2 separate regions of the Homo sapiens genome follow, and region 2 is linked to region 1. A link is an interaction called in ENCODE POLR2A ChIA-PET data of the cell type or tissue named here. Cell type or tissue: PC-9. All regions are shown on one strand. Each heading gives the region's core, and the rest is flanking DNA. Links, peaks and the distances in the headings are about the cores only.

Region 1 (8,000 bases), core at 1-8,000:
CCAAAAGGGTCATTCCAGTTTGTTGGAAAGAAAACCAAGGTTTGGAGTAGTTAGATAAGTTACCCAAGGTCCGAAGCACAAATCCAGCCCACTTCTGCCAGACTCTAGTCTTTCTATTATATTAATATCAGTATTTCATTCCATTTATTAATTCCAAATATTAACACAAAGATTCTCAACACCATGGATTTTATCTGACAAAATCTAGATATTTTAGAGCTCATAGTATTCAAAATAAAATAAAGTTTAAGTCTTGGAAAGACGGTCCTGGATTCATTTGGCAGTTTTTGAGTAAAAATGAGAGAAAATTATCAGGAATTCATAAGAGATAGTAGACTGGTTATTCATTATGAGTGTGGCATTGAGGTTTAAAAAGTACAGCATGGAGATCAACTAATTGTATTAAAAATTATTAGGAAGATCAGTTATCTTTTATCTTTACTAGGTTAAGTTGATGAATTTGAGGAACAAAGTTTCTTCGTTATTGATAGTAGGATGGATTCTTGTTGGTTTTTAATAATCTTCTCTAGGATTTTAGTAGAATGTTAATACAAAATTGCTTTCATAGAACCTTTTGAAAAAAATAATTCTATTCATTGGAACACCAAAGGAATTCTAAATATTCAAAATTGTTTTAATCAAATTCTGTTTTAAAAACGACTACAGTGGCTCACACCTGTAATCCCAACACTTTGGGAAGCCAAGGCAGGAGGATCGCTTGAGCTCCGGAGTTCAAGACCTGCTTGGGCAACATAGCGAGACACCATCCCTAAAATATAAAATTAGCCAGGCATAGTGGAATGTGTCTATGCTCCCTGCTACTCGGGAGACTAAGGTAGAGAATCACTTGAGCCTGACAGGCTGAAGTTGCTGTGACCTGTGATCATGCCACTGTACTCCAGCCTGGGCAACAGAGAGAAACCCTGTCTCAAAAAAAAAAAAAAAGGACTAATGCTATTCTCAAATTATTTAGAGGTACTTAAAGGACTAGGAACAGACTCCATCAAATATGATTATCTCTGAGAAGTGAGGGAGGCAGGGTGGAAAACCCTTATTTTACATTTATTGGTGCTTTTTTATGCCTTTCTGTTCTGACATTTTATTTCTATACATATGTCTTTTGTAATAACCTTAAAAGACCCATTATAGCAGCCCCATGTGAGCCACGTGATGGTATGTGGATCTTGTTATTTTTACTAAAATTAGATAAATGTGCCAGTCTGTAAATCCAGTGTTATTTTGACAACATTCATTTTTCACCTCTGTTCCCAGCTTTTATATACTCATTAGAATACTAAAGCCTTATTGTATGATTCCTTATTGTCTCTATGTAAATATTGGCTTAGAAGAAATTAATGAAAGCAGAAACTTTATATTTTTATGTAATAATGTACATACATTATTATGTATTATGTAATGAACGTATGTATGAATGTTTGTGTGTATGTATGAAAGTATGTATGTATGTAATGAAAGCAGAAGTTTACATAGTTTACTGCTTCTGTTGCAGTCTCTATCATATTTTATGAATATATACCAATTATCTCTTAACCTTGAATGAAATGTGGAATGGAAATGGGGCAATGTTTACATTGGGGGCAGTACTGATAAGTATTATTATTATTACTAAGGGAAAAAGAAAAATATTGGAAAAAATCTTTAGAAAGGGTTTTATTAATTGACAGCATGCAGCATATCCAAATACCTGTTTACTGGTTTAAAATGTGGAAAATAATCTGTTACATCTGAGTACTTTTTACTTAGATTTAAAATATAGTAAAACATCCTTAAATTATTAAGAGAATGAAATTGGGGGATTGGAGGAATGGGTTAAGTGTGGTGCTGGAGAAAACAGCAGTTTCTGGAGTGAGTAAGAGTTTCGGCAAGCCTAGCAACGTTGCCAGCCCAGTGATACCACAGGCTATATAGATTGAATAACAATATCTGGCATTTAACTAAGACAGAATTGGGTCCCAGGAGAAGAATATGAGAGATTGCTTATAATGAATCAAGGCAGACTACTCACATCAACACCTAATAAACAAAGTCAGGAACTGTAGACCAGGAAAAGTTGCTATGAGAGCTTTCTAAGATTACTGGAATGTATGCTATTTTTCTATGTTAGTTTTCTTTTCTTTAGTAATAAAATTCTTAAACCAAAGGCCTACCTGTTCATTCTTAGAATGTTTGAAAAAAAGAATAGCTAGAGAAAAATGTTGTATCTTATTGTCAGTATAGAAGAGAAGAAAAGCTAGCAGAAGACAACTCTGAGGAGGAACCCAGGCTGAAACTCTGAGGATTGCTGAGTGAGGAAAAGGGACCCTCAGGATCAGTCCAAGGACCAGACCCTGTCTGAGGATGTGACCAGAGGGGTTTAACTTGTGCCTTCCTGACTCTCGCTGTTTTCCCCCCTGCAGTGGCACTGTATTGGCTCTGTGTATGGTAGCCCGCTGTAGTGATTGTGCTCCTAGAGTAGAACTTTTGATACTTACAGATTGAATAGTTGTGGTCCAAACTGTTCCCAAGGTGCTCCTTGTTCAAAATGTCCACCATCCCTTAGCCAGTAACTCCTGTGGAGCTCTGTGTTAGTCATTATGCATCTGGATGTGTCCTTCCCAAATATCAGTGATCCAATCAGTCTGTTCCTGAATTTTGCTGTTTGCCTTTAGCATAGCTCTTTCCAGAATTATTTTATAAAAAGGCCAACATTTCTTTTAGTAGAACACTCTAAAACAGCAGAATTATTTAGCACAGTTTAAAAGTGATTTTATCTTTCCCATTAGTGATATTTTTTGTGGTTTTTCAAAAGTTACTTTTTGTAGCCAAAGGAGGCTTGTTAGACTCTTCACTCTTAACTATTTAAGTGGGTGTGGCAGATTTGAAACTGTAGTAATTCTCTATAAATGAGGGCATCACTAGTTCAAAACAGTTTTCTAATGATGAAATTTTTTAGATTAGCCACTAATTCTTAATATAATTAATGTAAAAGCTACAGTGTTTCTATTAATGGGAAAAATAAACTCAAGAACCATGTTGATACTGTTATTAATATGAACATTATAAATACCTGAAGGTACGTGCATATAATAAAACTGATAAATGTGAAAAAGTTCTCATAGCTCTCTCAAGATGACAACCACACAGTTTCTGGGTTCCATTCTGCTCAAAATGGGTTTTTATAAATTTATTTAAATGAATCATTGAATTAGTTCTTTTGTTTTTCTTTTTGTTTTTTATTAAGACAGATTCTTGCTCTGTCGTCCAGGCTGGAGTGCAGTGGCACAATCTCGGCTCACTGCAACCTCCACCTCCTGGATTCAAGTGATTCTCCTGCCTCAGCTTCCCGAGTAGCTGGGATTACAAGTGCCTGCCACCACGCCTGGCTAATTTTTGTATTATTAGTAGAGATGGGGTTTCACCATGTTGGCCAGGCTGGTCTTAAACTCCTGACCTCAGGTAATCTGTCCGCCTCAGCCTCCCAAAGTGCTGGGATTACAGGTGTGAGCCATCGCGCCCGGCCTGAATTTGGTTGCAATAATACAGAAATGCAAGCACACTGAGAAAAGATAATACATAACTAAGGCTAAAAATGAATGGTGTGATAGAACTTCACTTGCTTCCTGGCTGATTTCAGAGAACCTTATTTGCAGAGCACAGTTGGATCTATAAATATATTATGAATGTAAATTAAAATGACAGGAGATATTATCTCACCCCAGTTAAAATGGCTTTTATCCAAAAGACAGGCAATAACAAATGTTGATGAGGATGTGGAGAAAAGGGAACTCTTGTACACTGTTGGTGGGAATGTAAATTAATACTACCACTACCACTGTGGAGAACAGTTTGGAGGTCCCTCAAAAAAAAAAAAAAAATAGAGCTACCATATGATCCAGCAATCCCACTGCTAGGTATATATCCCAAAGAAAGGTAATTAGTATATTAAGGAGATATCTGCACTGCAGTGTTTATTGCAGCACTATTCACAACAGCTAAGATTTGGAAACAAACTAAGTGTCCATCAACAGACAAATGGGTAAAGAAGCTGTAGTATGTAATCACAACAGAGTACTATACAGCCATAAAAAAGAATGAGATCCTGTAATTTGCAACAACATGGATGGATTATGGAGGTCATTATGTTAAGGGAAATAAGCCAGGTGCAGAAAGACAAACTTTGCGTGTTGTCACTTACTTGTGGGAGCTAAAAATTAAAACAGTTGAACTCACGGAGATACAGAATAGAATGATGGTTACCAGAAACTGGTAGTGGTAGTGGGGGTGGAGGGGATGAGGGGATGGTTAATGGATACAAAAAAACCAGAAAGAATGAATAAAACCTAGTATTGATAACATGGTAATTATAATCAATAATAATTTAATTGTACATTTTTAAATAAAAGAGTATAACTGGATTATTTGTAGCACAAAAGATAAATGCTTGAGGAGATGGATACCCCATTTACCCTGATGTGATTATTACGCATTGTATGTCTGTATCAAACTATCTCATGTAACCAATAAATATATACAACTACCATGTACCCACAAAAATAAAAAAAAGATACTATGGTTCATATAAGTGAAAACTTGAAGAAAACTCTCATATGGGAAGAAACACTTTCTTCTCTTTATAGTTAGGGAAGTCAGTGCTTTCCTGTGAAGAGACTTTTACAGGATTTCAGTTCCTTGGATAAAAACTATCTAAAAATCCTCTCTGTTCAGAATAGGGGAGGATCATATCTCAGACTGGTGTAACATCTAGTAATTGAATATTTTAAAATTTTATATACTTAGAAATTCAATCTTTTATGAGTAGTAGAATTCTTAAGATAAGTGAGTATTAATAAATGAAAGAGGTGGTTAATGAAAAAGCCATCAGAGTATACATATAACAATATTAGAAACATGAAAGCCCAAGTATTACAAATGTTTTATGCAATACAAATTGTACTTTGTCCCAAGTAGTGAACCCTTAATTAATAATATTTGTCTGTATTGACATATATACAGTCTGAAAAACAATACTGGACTTATCTTGAGTGTTTAACAATATATAATAAATTGTTATACCACAATTTGGGGAAAGCTTTAAAATATATAATGGTTACTTATCTAAATCTCTGTTTATTTGTATTTGTTTTAGTTTATGATAGAAATAAAGAACTCTGCTGTATCTTGTATACCAACTGATTGGGTAAAGGTTGGAAGGTAGGTTTAAAATAAATTTTTTTCTTACAATGCATTATGATGACATCTGTATATCTATGTGCTACTGGGCTCATCGTAGCCACATTCTTGAAATTAAAAGCAATTCTTTTTACTTATTTTTTCTGATGGAACTTTTTTTTTTTTTGGAGGGGATGTAGTCTTGCTCTGTCACCCAGGCTGGAGTGTAGTGGTATGATCTCAGCTCACTGCAACCTCCGCCTCCCTGATTCAAGGGATTCTTGTGCCTCAGCCTCCCGAGTAGCTGGGACCACAGGAGTACACTACAACCCCCGGCTAATTTTTGTATTTTTAGTAGAGACGGGGTTTCACCCTGTTGGCCAGGCTGGTCTCAAACTCCTGACCTCAGGTGATTCACCCACTTCAGCCTCCCAAAGTGCTGGGATTACAGGCATGAGCCACTGTGCCCTGCCCTTTCTTATGGAACTTTTAACCAAGGAGATCATTACTTTTAACTCTTTATCATTGATTTTAAAACATTTTTCAAAAAGGTATCTTATTTTTACACATTTATTTTCTTGTTTTGTAAATTATTGCTTTATTTTTATAGCACAGGGTACACATGGAAGAAAAGTTGAGGAACCTTCAATTGTAAGATTAATTTAGTTGCTTTTACTTCATGGTGAATGCTATGCCTGACATTTCTTTTAAGAAGCTGCAATTTCATTTTCTACCTCACTGAGCTCCACATTTCTTTATTCTTAATGCCTTCCTTGGCACATAATTATTATAATTCTTTACATCTTTTTTTTTGTAACCCAGATCATGAATTGATGAAAATAAATTAATCAAAAACAAATTTAGAGAACCACATTGGGACTCTGCCTTTTCTCCTTGGTTAGATACTAATCTCCAGGAGAGGACTCATTTAAAGACAAGGTATTAGGGAAGTATATACAGCTGTGAATAGTATCTTTTGTGGAATATTTATTAGTACTGTTATCAATAAGTTGCACAAACATGAGATGAAAATGGTACATTTGCCTCAGATGGTAGAAGAGGGACCGTAGCTGGTAATAGTGTACAGACATTCTGTTTTAAGGATGAAGGGAAATTTTGACATAATGTGTGAATGATTGTTACTTTATTACATATATAATATATATAATACATATATACAAAAAATATAATACAAATATATATATATATATATTTTTTTTTTTTCTTTTTTTTAAGACAGAGTCTCTTTTCGTCAGCCAGGCTGGAGTGTAGTGGCGCAATCCCGGTCTACTGCAACCTCCGCCTCCCGGGTTCAAATGATTCTCCTGCCTCAGCCTCCCAAGTAGCTGGGATTACAGGCACCTGCCACCACAGACGGCTTTTTTTTGTATTTTAGTAGAGATGGCGTTTCGCCATTTGGCCAGGCTGGTCTCGAACTCAAGTGATCCACCTGCCTTGGCCTCCCAGTAATTTATTATTTTAACTTAAAAAGAGAATGTTTATTATCCATTGCCACATCATCAGATGTTGAAGGCACAGGCATGGATTTCTTTCATTCTAATACCATCTTTTTTTTTTTAATGCTACCAGAAGCTGTACTTTAGATTTGAGTATTGTTGATTCTAGGGGATGTTTTCTCTTTTTGCAGGCATTCTTTCCTTTATCTGTTTTTGTCCTGTACCACAGCTAATGAATGAAATATGCATTATGAAGAGAAATTACCAAAAACCATGTTAGTCTATCTACAACAATAACTGAAATATCTCCCTAAATGAGTTTTTCCAGAAGATAAAGCTTTGATAAATATGTTGGCCTAGAAGTCTAGATGATATAATTTTAAAGCAACAAGCAAGGCATAAATCAGTGACACCATCTTTCACATGTTCAGTAATGTAAATTGAATCAACAGATAAGATAGTTAGGGAAAGGTTCATTGCAGTTTATCTGTTTGGCCATAGGGTTTTGACAGAGATGAGTTAGAACATCAGGAGTCAGATTTTGAATGCAAAAGGCCCACCCCTAATCCAGCAACTTGGCAAATTAAAGTGCAACAGTGTATTACAAGAGTTGGGGAGCAAAAAAAGACCAGACACCTTGACCTTTTCTTCTTGAAGATTTATCATCATAATGACAGCATTAACAGCAGTGGCAACCGCCACCACCACCACCACCACAACCACAATACTTACAGGCGCTCTCCTAAGTTTTATTTGTTTGATCCTGTCAACAGTACCTATGAGGTAGATATTATTATCCCCGTTTCATAGATGAGAAAAGTGATATTTAGAGAAGGTCTGTTTCATTTGCCCCAAATCACATAGCTAGTAAGTAAGTGGCAGGACTGGAGCCTCGACCTGGCTTCTCTGACTGGGGACCCATGGCATCCCCTGTTGTGCTCTAGCTACTGAACAGAGAGCAGAGATGATACTCAAGCCCAGATGGGGAGCATGTGGTATTTCTTCCTATCCAGAGCCACTGTGAATCTGCACAGATCACAGTATCCTGAAGATCTTTCTTAATTGCCTCCTGACTTAATGCATTGCTTTCTTTGTAATGCTTTTTTATTTTTCTTTTTTCACTGAAATACTTCAATCATACAGAAAAGCCCATAAAACAAAGAATAATACAACCTTCACCAATGTATCTACCTCCCAGCTTTGTCTTATTTTCTTTTACCATATATGCTTCTGATCTTTTTTAAAGAGCATTTTCACTTAGTATAATTTAAAGAAAAAAGCTTTCTGCCTATGAAATAAAAGTTCTAAACTCTGACTTTGCTATATGGGTATAATTTGAAATGCATTTTAAAAGGCTTCCTGAGCAAAGTCATA
Region 2 (11,504 bases), core at 2,030-10,029, 150 kb after region 1:
AAAAAGCTTGCTTTGAATGCTTCTGCAAAGCCCTAGGCAACAGGAAAAGCAATATTTCCTCCCTTAATTATTACAGGGAGGTCACTGATCGTTACATAATTGCCCCGATTCTCATCCTGAGGATACAAGAAAGAATGCTCTGGAAGAGGGCTGCTTTGCAAGGACATGATCAGGCTGTGTCCTGGGAGGACTACAATAGAGCTTTAGAAGGTATAGGGTTTGCCCACAGTTTAAACTAGCTTCTCAACAATAGAACTCTATGCTTTTTCCAACTAGGACATATGTGAACTGTGCAGGTTAGGCTATTGTGGTTGTGTGAGAGCTCTCCCTTGAGCCAGCCTAACTCTAGATGAAAAACAGAATATGAGATGTTGAGAGGATAAAGTCCTTCCTGCATTCAGAAGGGCTTAAAGCCGAGGAAAGAAAAGAGAGATGTATCCCAGGAAATGGTATTTTTTAATGGCCATTTCAAATCGTTTTAATATTGTTATATTGTTTATTCTATCAAAAATATTTAACAAAGAGGAAAATAATAAACGTTGTACGCTGACTTTGTTCTTCAGGCAGCATATCATCATAGGATAAATGGCAAGGTCTGCCTGCTGTGCTTTTAATGGCAACAGAAAAACTGAAGCAAGACTGCTGTCATAAAGCTTAATGCTAATTTTTGTATTTTTAGTAGAGACAGGGTTTTGCCTGTAATCCCAGCCACTTGGGAGGCTGAGGCAGGAGAATCGCTTGAACCCAGGAGGTAGAGGTTGCAGTGAGCCATGATCGTGCTGCTGCACTCCAGCCTAGGCAACAGAGCAAGACTCCATCTCAAAAAAAAAAAAAAAAAAAAAAAGCTTAATACTGAGTCACAAATGTTCATGACCGTATTTAAGAGAATGAAGGCTAAATGACACATCCATCTTTTTGGTAGGTTGCATTATCATTTGAAATATTTGTTGCCCCTCCCTGAGTTCACCTTCCTGCAGAAAGATGATAACTTACCTGGCTGTTAAGGTCTAGCACACTCAATTTGCTTGCTCTATGCCTAGAGCATTGTGAGGAAAAGTGACATATGTCACTTTGGAGGAGAAACATTAAGAACAAGCACCTGGTTTGCTGCATCTTTTATTCCTCTACTATAAGACCAGCTACAGCCAAAATAAGACCTGCTCTATGAGTCTGGGTCTATGTGTGGAGCAGATTTGCAGCTGACCCATAATAGGCGTATGATGTGAGCCGGAAATAAACCTCTGTTTATTTGGGGTTGTTTGTTCCTGCATCATTACTTTAGCTTATCCTGACTGTTGCATTTTCCATCCAAATAACAGCAGCATCATAAACATTTATATAATTTGTATAACAGTTTGCTTAGGCTTCTTATGTACCTATTTACCCTTTCCCAAAATCCAAATTTACTCAGTTTCATCTTCTTGACAACAGAATCCCAACTTCATTCCAGCTGCAATATGCCCAACCCCAGCATGTGTCCAACTACAGTTCAATTATTCTAAGCCAATCACAGCAACTCAGTTCTCCCTTGAAAGTCATTGGCCTAGGGGTTAGCATATGAGTCAGTTCTGAACAATGAGCCTTAAGGAGAATCTGCCTAAGATTTCAGGAGTATCTTTCTTTTCTGATAAGAGCAGCATGCAAAGTCAGAAAGCCTTTTTTGTCCTCTTCCCATCACTTTCAGCTTTAAAAGCCATAATAGAAGAATGTGGTGCTCGAGCTCTGACCATGAAGATAAACACCAGTGTGCCCTGAAAGCAATGGAGTCAAGGATAGAAAGAGCTGGATCCTTGACATAACTGAACCATCCACTCACCCACAGGACTGCCTACCTGGACTTCACAGTGAACTGTTAATGTCTTTATGGTTTAAGCCATATGTCTGATTTTTCTGTTTCTTGCTGCCAAAATCATCCTAACTGACAAAACCTTCATGGACACAGCATTGTTCACATGGCCCATTTCACAAGGAGTTCATCTTTATGACTGCCCCAGATAGGCCTTGAATTTACCAGTTACTTAAAAAAACCACAATGAGAGTCAAAGGAATTTTGGGCCTTTGCTTAATTTGACTGCTCTAAACCCAGCTCAGACCTTGATGAAGTCCTCTTTAATATGCATTGAACAAAACCATCAGCTCCCTGTGGTCATTTATTGTAGGTCCTTTGTCTCTATAAGGTCCTAGGAGCTACCTAGTCCTGTTTCTTCCCCCTGCCCCACCCCCTCCCCATCTCTACCACCAAACCCCAATGTACAATTTCAACAGCAAAACAAAGTTAAGCCAGAAGAGCTGCCAGTGTCCCTGTCTTGAGCTCTCCCTATTGTATCCTAATGCTGCAATAAGATGAGTGCAGAGGGACCTCATGGCTTAAGCCCCAAAGAGTACTATGTGCATCGATCCTCAATCCTCGCTCCCAGTCACCGAGATGAGCAGCAAATGCCTCAGGGTAGATCATGGATTTGGGCAAATAGGAATGCATCTAAATGCTCAACAGAAGTTTGGTTTTTTCAGTTTCTTGGAATAGTCTCCATGTTGGCCTTCTGTTATCATCTATTATTTCCAGATGTTCCTTGTTTTGTTTTGTGTCTAGTTTTCTACTTCCCAAACCATGTTTTGCTACTCAACCTTTTTCTTATGTCTGTGTTTGTGGACCCTAGAAAAGGTCTCAGAAATGTGATCTTCTTTTAATTTTTCTTGGTATCTTTTTTCTTTGTGTCCTCGCAGTGTGGTTTCTGGACACCATGTAGGAGTGTTACTTTGATTTCAGGTTTTTGGAAACACATAACAAATATCTCAATTTTTCTGGCACTACTTTCTTTTCATCTTTGTTTTACATCGTGTATTTCACTTCTGCCAAAAATGTTATTTTGATACTTGGTGTCCCTTTTTATTGTCTTTGCTACCATATTCTTGTTAATAAGAAAGAAATATACAAAACTTGTACGGTTACTTAATCCTGGTGGCTGCTTTGAAAAATTCCACTCAGAACAGTTAAGCTGCTGTTAAGCTAATACAGTTTTTTTGTAAATGGTCCAAATTGATCTTCATTAAATAACTTCCTGTTTTTAATTTGTACTATCCTATTTTAATTTGCTTAGTATAAATTAGGTAGTAATTGGCTATGAGATATTTGCAGTCTTTCTCTACTTTCTATTTCCTGCATTTTATAGTTAGACTGCCCCTAGGTCAAGTTTTGTTGTTACTCAGCACCTGTGAGTTCTTAGCATTCTTTCTTAGATTTATGCTTTGAATTAGAAAAGCTTTACCAAAAAAAAAAAAAAAATCTGTTTTCTGCATGTTGTCCCATAAAATTTTCTTTGGATGCACGAATGCACGAAGCTCTTACAGAGTTTAATGGTTACTTCACCTTGTTGATTTATTGTGGTTTTTTTGCTGGAGCATTTTCATTCTTCTATCAGCTTGCAGAAACCTTGAAACATCTGTGTGGCAACATGGAAGTGAAAAGCACATTTAACTGCTTTGTTGCTGCGTATCATGTGGCAAATAAAAGCCATAGGCCTTCAATGTCCCAGGCAGCCAGTGTTGTACAAATGGCTTGTATTCTAACAGTCTATGCTAGCTGGTTATTTGAAGTGCATTTCCCCATGGAAACAAGGATAAGAGGGGCACTTAAGTTTCTAGGTTAGTTCATAAAAGCCTGTTCTACCCAGAATATAACTAAAATTATGTGCATTGCAATGAATAAGAGCAGAATATTGTAATATCGGTAACCTAAGTAGCCAGAAAAGTCACAAAACTCAATAAGAAAGAAGCTTTTAAAAACATTTACTGAATGGTGATTGTCAAGGAAAAACAAATTTAGCTAGATAGGGATGTAGAGAAATACTCTTATCATTCCAACAGGGATGATTGAAGGACGTGACACTAGTTTTATTTATTATATATGTTTCTCTTTAAAATAAAAGTAAACAACTTGGCATAGTTTCAAAATATTCTTCAATATACTTTTTTAAATAATCAGGTAAAAGATGATAAATGTAAATTTAATAAGAACTTCTTTTGATTTGTTTTGTTTTGTTTTTTTGATAGAGTTGTGCTCTCTCACCCAGGCTGGAGTGTAGTGACGTGATCATGGCTCACTGTAGCCACGATCTCCTGGGTACAAGCAATCCTCCCACCTCAGCCTCCCGAGTAACCGGGACTACAGGTGTGCACCACCATGCCCTACTGAATTTTTTTAATGCTTATTTTTTAGTAGAGACGAGGTCTCCCTATGTTGCCCAGGCTGCTCTCAAGCTCCTGGGTTCAAGTGATTTACCCACCTTGGCCTCCCCAAGTGCTGGGATTACAGGCACGAGCCACTGTGCCCGGCCAAGAAAGTTTTAAGAAGTGAAAAACATCGTGGTTTCCTTCTTGTTTGAGAAAGTTATATCAAAGACACTTTTTATTTCATTTAGCAGCCATGACTTCACCCTCCTTTGGTCCTTTCATTAAAGGAACAGATGAGGGTTCATTGTCTGCTAAGTGACAGGTGCCGGGTGGAATATGGCAGCAACAAGAGAGACCAAAGAGTGGCACATTGGTTTATTGAGAGAGTGAACAATATCTGTGGCAGAGATTTTCCAGTGCAAATGGGGGCAAGAAAGAAAAAAGTGAAGGAGGAAGGGAATTCCTAAAGACGTAGATGGGAGAAGATTTCCTGAGAAGGAATGAATTGAGCTGGGAATGCAAAAGGACAAGATGGAGAAGGTAACTAGAATATTGGACTCACTGGAGAGGAGACAAGAAAGTAGGGAGAGAGACAACTTAGATCAGACAGTGATCACCCAAGCTGAGGGGTGACGTTGTCCACCCCAAAACAACTTCTTGTGACCTAAGGTGAGAAGAGTGAGAAGGGATGGGGAATCAATTTCAGCACAATTAAAGGGAAGGAGCTGTTTTGCAAGATGGATGTTAGAAGCTATAGGAAGTAAAGCACAGGAAAAAGGCTGATTTGGCAGAGATTTTGCTCAGATAAATTCCATGGTTTCCAAGAGTCAATCATAAGAGATCCTTTGAGAAATGTCCAGAAGTTGCCATTTTTATCTATTTCTTCGCAACAAAATGCTGTTTCACATTTATTATAAGGTGATAATGTGTGATAATAAATTGACTAGTTTATTGAGGGGACAGAGTTGGAAAGAGCTAAGTAACTGGGGCCCCTGGAAACACTGAATCAAGAAGTGTCACTCTCTGCAGGGAGGGCAGGAGCTGAGCTCATGAACTAATACCTTGCTCACCCCATTCCTAGCCTCCTTGAGTTGCAGATGCTTTTGGTGATATATCCTCATTTTCACTTTAAAGAGTTCTTAACATTTGTTGTAAATGTATTTAAAAGATTCACCTAGTTAGACCTGTACCCAGTCCCTGCACCCCTAGAAAGATAGCCCATCACCCGTAATTCCCTTAAAGGGCCAGACGAGCTCAGAGACTAAGAGCCGAGAGTGGAGCCAGAACACCTGGGTTTGAATCCGGACTCAAATGACACAGTCATTTCCCAGCAGTGCTGTGTGACTTTGGGCAAGTTACTTAACTTCTCTGGGCCCAGTCTTCATATGTAAAGTTGTATAATAATAGTACTTAGATCATAGGGTTACTTTGGACATTGAATGGGTTAACAGATGTGAAACTCTTAGAAAAATGCATGGCTCCAACTAGTGTTAACTTTAAAAAGCAAAACAAAAGAAAACAAAACTTAAAATTCCTTTGCCGGTTACTCATATTAACAAAAACAATTACATATGTTGCTGTATGTATATTCATTTACCTTCAGAAGCATTCTAGTAAATGCGAGCCATCATGTGAATGGTAAGAGGCTGGCTTAGCCCCTCTGGCTTAGCCCCTCTGGCTTAGCCCACCTCCAGCACCAACTGTCAGAAGAGCTCTAAGACTAATGGATCTAAACCTAGTTCACTTTAAGTCATTGACCAGCTTTGTTGATTGCATTTTGCTGTAGCAATGTTAGAAACCATATACATTAAATGCTCCTGATCTTCCTCAGAGATGGCCCTGCTCAAAGATGCTGATAATATTTATCTGTGTGTGGATGTAGCTAAATTTCTTTTAAGTAAGTCCATGGAGGAAATAAAAAATACCTCATAACTTTCCCTTTCATCTTTGGATGCCTTCCTTCCAGCAGAGTTTATGTGGAACAAAAACCTGTCTTTCTAGCCAGTTCTGGCCCCACACAAGCCAGTGATGTAATCAAAGTTCATCCTTGGGGCACTTCCTACCTGGGCTTTAACCCCTAGTCTGATCTCTGTCACCATACCTACTCTATACCCTCATCCTCACCTCTGTCTTAATGAAAATATATTGAACATATTTTAAACAGGTAAATAAATGTTAGAGGCCCAGTGTATAGCTCCTATCCTGGGAAAAGCCTGCCTGTCGCTTATTCTTCTCCCATGGAAGGCCTTCTCTACATCCTATCTTTCTGCATTTAGATAAAATATGCCTAATTCCAAGGGATTTTGTGAGGGGGGGCAGGAGGAGTTATCAATAATATAGTGGACATAAAATGGGATATTTTAAGGGAGAAGGAAAAGAGGAAAAGGTGTGGAAAAAAAAAACCCAAGAGCAACAAAGTAGTGGGGGAAACCACAGCAGAAAAGGCATTAGAGAAGGAAAGAGAGGCGAAGTAGAGAAGAGAGTTAGCTCCTTTTGTGGTCAGCGTCATGAGAAGCAAGTTGAACAGGGCAAGGTTTAGGAAAGGGTCCTCTGGCAGATTTAGGAGGTCAGGTAGGGAGGATTACTGAAAAGCCTTAGTTGTGAACTACACTGAGGCAACAATATGGTCCATCCAACTGGGGGCATGGCAGAGGTGTTAAGTCAGATTGGCAAGTGGCCCAAATTGTTGGTCAGGCTCTGGCCAGGTAAGCCAATTGGCCAGAGGTCAGCACCATGGATAGTCCCAAAGGATTTGTGGACTCTGGAGAGAAGTGAAGAGAACCCTACATATTTGGTGACAGACTAAAGTTTGGTGTTTTTTTTAGCTCAGCCCCTAAGGCTGTTTTGGTTCTACCTATATTCAAAAACAACATTTATTGAGCACCTATTGTGTGCCAGACACCCTTACTAGTTCTGGAGAATGACAAAGAAATGAGATGATACTGTCTGCCCTTAAGAAGCTTACTACTCCCTGGATAAACTAGAAATTTTTAAAAATGAAAATAATGATATGGCCCTCTTGAGGGAGGAGGGTGGGAAGAGGGAGAGGATGAGAAAAAAAATAATTGTTGAGTACTATGCTTAGTACCCAGGTGACAAAATGCTCTGTACCTCAGACTCCTGTGACATGAGTTTGCCTGTATTAACAAACCTGCACATGTACCCCTGAGCCTAAAATAAAAATTAAAAAGTGAAATAAAGAAAATAATAATAGCTAATATTTATTGAGCAATTACTATATACAAAGTACATAATTCTAACTGCTATACATAAATTATTTTATTGAATTCTCTCAACAACCTTATGAAGGAGGTATTAGTATCCTTATAGATGATGAAGCTGAGGCACGTAGAATTTAAGAAACTTTCTTTGTTACGTACCTTGTTAGAAATAAAGCCAGGATTTAAACCCACACACTCTGACTCTGTGTCCATGTTTTTAATTACCACACTATCTTGTCTGCAGTTCGTAACAATAGTAATAGATATCATCTATTACCTGCACCGTGCAGCGATACATGCAAAGCATAGGGGAACACGGGAGGTGCGCTTAAATCAAAACTGGGGCTGGGAACAGGGGACAAATTCAGGGAAGTTATTTACCAAAGGTGGTGCCTGGCCCGAGCCTTGAGAAAAGATGCATGTGTCATGGAGAAGGTGTAGCAGAAAGCACAGCATGCTTAATCTGACAGTGCCAGGCCTGTTGGAGGCCTGAGGTGCCAATTAACTGCCCCCTCCATGCCTCAGATTCTGACTGGTGGATAAGGGATTGAAAAAGCTAAACAAGGACCAAAGTGTGAGATGTACCTGATTCCTTCCAAAACACAGAACTCCCCTGCGGAGGTTTGGAAAACAGTGATAGAATGAAAGATGTGTCATTTTGCCTTTGCATTCCTGTACCTCAATCAAAGAGGAATTGAGATTTTAGTACAGTTTTTGGATACAAGGTCAATATTCAATAAGCAGTACCCTTTAGACATGGAAATCCTCAACAAAATATTAGCAAAAGTAAATCCAGTAATATGTAAAAAGGATAATACATCATAACTAACAGGAGTTTATTCTGGAAATAAAAGGTGGATTTAACATTTGAAAACTAAACAATGTACTTGGCCATATTAACAGACTGAAGAAGAAATACCATATGATCATCTCAGTAGATACTGAGAAAGCATTTGTCAAAATTTAACACTCATTCATGATAAAAGCTTTCAGCAAGCTAGGATTAGAAAGGAACTTCCTAAAACTGATAAAGAGCGTCTTCTTAAACATTTACAGCTAATAGTCTTTTTTTTTTTTTTTTTTTTGAGACAGGGTCTGTTGCCCAAGCTGGGCAGTGCAGTGGTGTGATTGCAGCTCACTGCAACCTCTGCCTCCTGGACTGAAGCAACCCTCCCACCTCAGCCTCCTGAGTAGCTAGGACTACAGATGTGCCACCATGCCCGGCTAATTTTTGTATTTCTTGTAGAGATGGAGTTTTGCTATGTTGCCCATGATAGTCTCCAACTCCTGGGCTAAAGCAATCTGCTATCTCAGCCTTCCAAAGTTCTGGGATTACAGGTGTGAGCCACCATACCTGGCCAATATTCTTAATTATAAAAAACTGAATACTTTCCCCCTAAGATGAAGTGCAAGGCAAGGAAATCTTTTCTCACCACTTCTATACAATATCATACTGGAAATCTTAACCAAAGCAAGAAGGCAAGAAAAAGAAAAGGGGTACAGATTGGAAAGGAAGAAATTAAATAGTTTCTGTTCACAGATGACATTGTTGTCTATAGAAAACCCAAAGGAATCTACCAAAAAAAAAAAAAAAAAAAAAAGCCCTAGAACTAATTGACGTCAGTTTTGCAAGTTGTGGGATACAAGGTCAATATACAAAAATCAATTGTATAAAATTTTATACTTTTTTGTTTGATACAGGGTCTCACTCTCTTGGTCAGGCTGGAATGCAGTGGCACAATCATAGCCCACTGGAGCCTCAAACTCCCAGGCTCAAGTGATCCTCCCATCTCAGCCTCCTGAGTAGCTAGGACTACAGGCATGCACCACCACATCTGGCTAATTTTTAAATATTTTGTAGACACGGAGTCTTATTATGTTGCCAGGGCTGGTCTTGAACTTTTGGCCTCAAGCGATCCTCCCAAAGTGTTAGGATTATAGGGTCAGCCACAGTTTTTGTATTAAAAAATAGAAATCCGAATCAGAGGACAGCACCATTTACCACTAAAAATAAAATACTTAGGTAAAAATCTAACCAAATAGGTGTTGAATATTTTATACTGAAACTATTAAACATTGATGAAAGAAGTCAAGAGACCTGCGTAAATGGAAAGATATTGTGCTCATGTATTGAAAGACTTAATCTTATTAAGATATCATTTCTTCCCCAAATTAACCTATAGATTCAATACAACCCTAACTAAAATCGTACCAGGTATTTTTGTAGAAATGAAAGGCTGATTCTAAAATTTACATGAAAAGGCAAAGGAACTAGAATAGCCAAAACAAATTTGAAAACAGAAGAACAAAACTGAAAAACTCTGATTTGAAGACTTTCTATAAAACCATAGTAGTCAAGACAGCATGTTACTGGCAAAAGAGTAGACATATAGATCAGTGGAACAGAAAAGAAAGCCCAAAAATGGATGCAACACAACTGTAGTCAATTCATTTTAGACTAAGGTGCAAAGGCAATTTAATAGGGAAAAGATAGTATTTTCAACAATTAGTTCTGTAAAAATTGGATATCCACTTGCCAAAAAAAAAAGTACTTCCACACATACTTCATTCACACTTCATATAAGAACTGACCCAAAGTGGATCGTAGGCCTAAATATAAAACATTATACAATTATTAGAAGAAAATACAGGAGAAAGTTCTCTTGGGTTGAGCCAAGAGACTTTAGATATGGCATCAAACCATGATCCATAAAAGAAAATTTAGGTAAAAACCAGAACAGACACTTCACTAAAGAAGTGACTGCATCATTTTATATTTCTACCAGCATTGCTTGAGGGTTCCAATCCACATCCTTGCGTACACTTATTTTCTGTTTTTTTTAAAAAATTATTATAATCATCATAATGGTGTGAAGTAGTATCTCATTGTAGGTTTGATTTGAATTTCCTAATAACAAACGATGCTGAGTATCTTTTCTTGTGCTTATTGGCCATTTGTATAACTTCTTTTGAAAAATGTCTATTCAAATCCCTTGCTCACTTTTTAATTGGATGGTCTTTTTTTGTTCGGTTTAAGTGTTCTTTATACATTCTGGACACTAGACCCTTATCTGATATATAATTTTGTGTGATAAAGAATTTGGCTGGCTTTTGTCTCTAGCTCCTGGGAGGTAGCATTGAAACCCTTGGAATTTCCCAGGGGACAAGAATGTTTTTGTTATTTATGGTGGGCACCTCAGACCATACCTGATAGTTTATGCTATGGAGGTGATTCATGGTAGACTCCTTAAGCTAAAATACACTCAATCTTTTTGATATGAACCATTGGACCAAATACATCTATTATGGACTTAATGGGGTTATATTCCTTTTTCAGTTACACATTCAAGTTTAGAGACATTATAAATGGCATTTAAATAACAATGGTTTGCAATTGGTAAATAAGTAGGTTCACCACAATTCCTCATAATAACCTTTTATATCTCAAAGGCAGTTTTTGTCACCTCTTAGCCTTCTTAATCCAGGCAAAATAACTGTGAGGCCTCTTTCCATTTCTTTAATAATTCTGATGTATGTCTTTTTTCAAAAATTGTAAAGCCTCTTTCAATTTCTGTAATAATTCTGGTGTATGTCTTTTTTTCAGTGCTTAGAAGATTATATTCTTTTAAATTGTAAACATTGGCTCTAAATTCATGTTTTGTCGCAATTCCTTAGAATAGTATGTTATGAGAGGTAAAAACTGCCTTTGAAAATATGTAAGTAATACAGTCATCCCCTCTTATCTGCTGTTTCACTTTCCATGGTTTTAGTTACTGGCAGTACAGTACAATAAGCTATTTTGAGAGAGAGAGAGAGAGAGAGAGAGAGAGAGAGAGAGACTACATCGATATAACCTTTATTACAGGATATTGTTATAATTGCTCTATTTTATTATTGTTGTTGTTAATTTCTTACTGTGCCTAATTTACAAATTAAAATTTATCATAAGTATGCATGAATAGGAAAAAACAGTATATATAGGATTTAGTACTATCTGCAGTTTCAAGCATCCACTGGGAGTCTTCAAATGCATCCCCCCTATTGTACATTGGTTTGGATTATAGATGCAGTCAGCCAGTAGCATAAATAGAAAGCATGTATGCTTGACCTTTT

The links. ChIA-PET counts read pairs that join two places held together with the same protein. Peaks named below come from ENCODE experiments on the same cell type or tissue, not always from the same donor. Only the 100,000 strongest peaks of a DNase experiment are listed, where the experiment ranks them.
Region 2: POLR2A ChIA-PET joins it to region 1 with 12 read pairs; 2 of 35 experiments call an interaction of 5 or more read pairs at or near these places.

Annotation. Positions count from the first base shown.
Region 1 is chr5:80,770,548-80,778,547 of GRCh38, forward strand. It overlaps MSH3 (mutS homolog 3), which reads left to right. Exons shown (of 24, transcript NM_002439.5): 16 at 5,147-5,211. Among named protein-coding and RNA genes, the nearest start is that of DHFR, 120 kb to the left of the region's middle. In PC-9, for the core only: no CTCF peak of the experiment used is centred there; no DNase peak of the experiment used is centred there.
Region 2 is chr5:80,914,345-80,925,848 of GRCh38, forward strand. It overlaps LOC107986428 (a long non-coding RNA gene), which reads left to right. Exons shown (of 2, transcript XR_001742759.2): 2 at 1-7,582. Among named protein-coding and RNA genes, the nearest start is that of RASGRF2, 40 kb to the right of the region's middle. In PC-9, for the core only: no CTCF peak of the experiment used is centred there; a DNase peak (open chromatin) is centred at 6,167.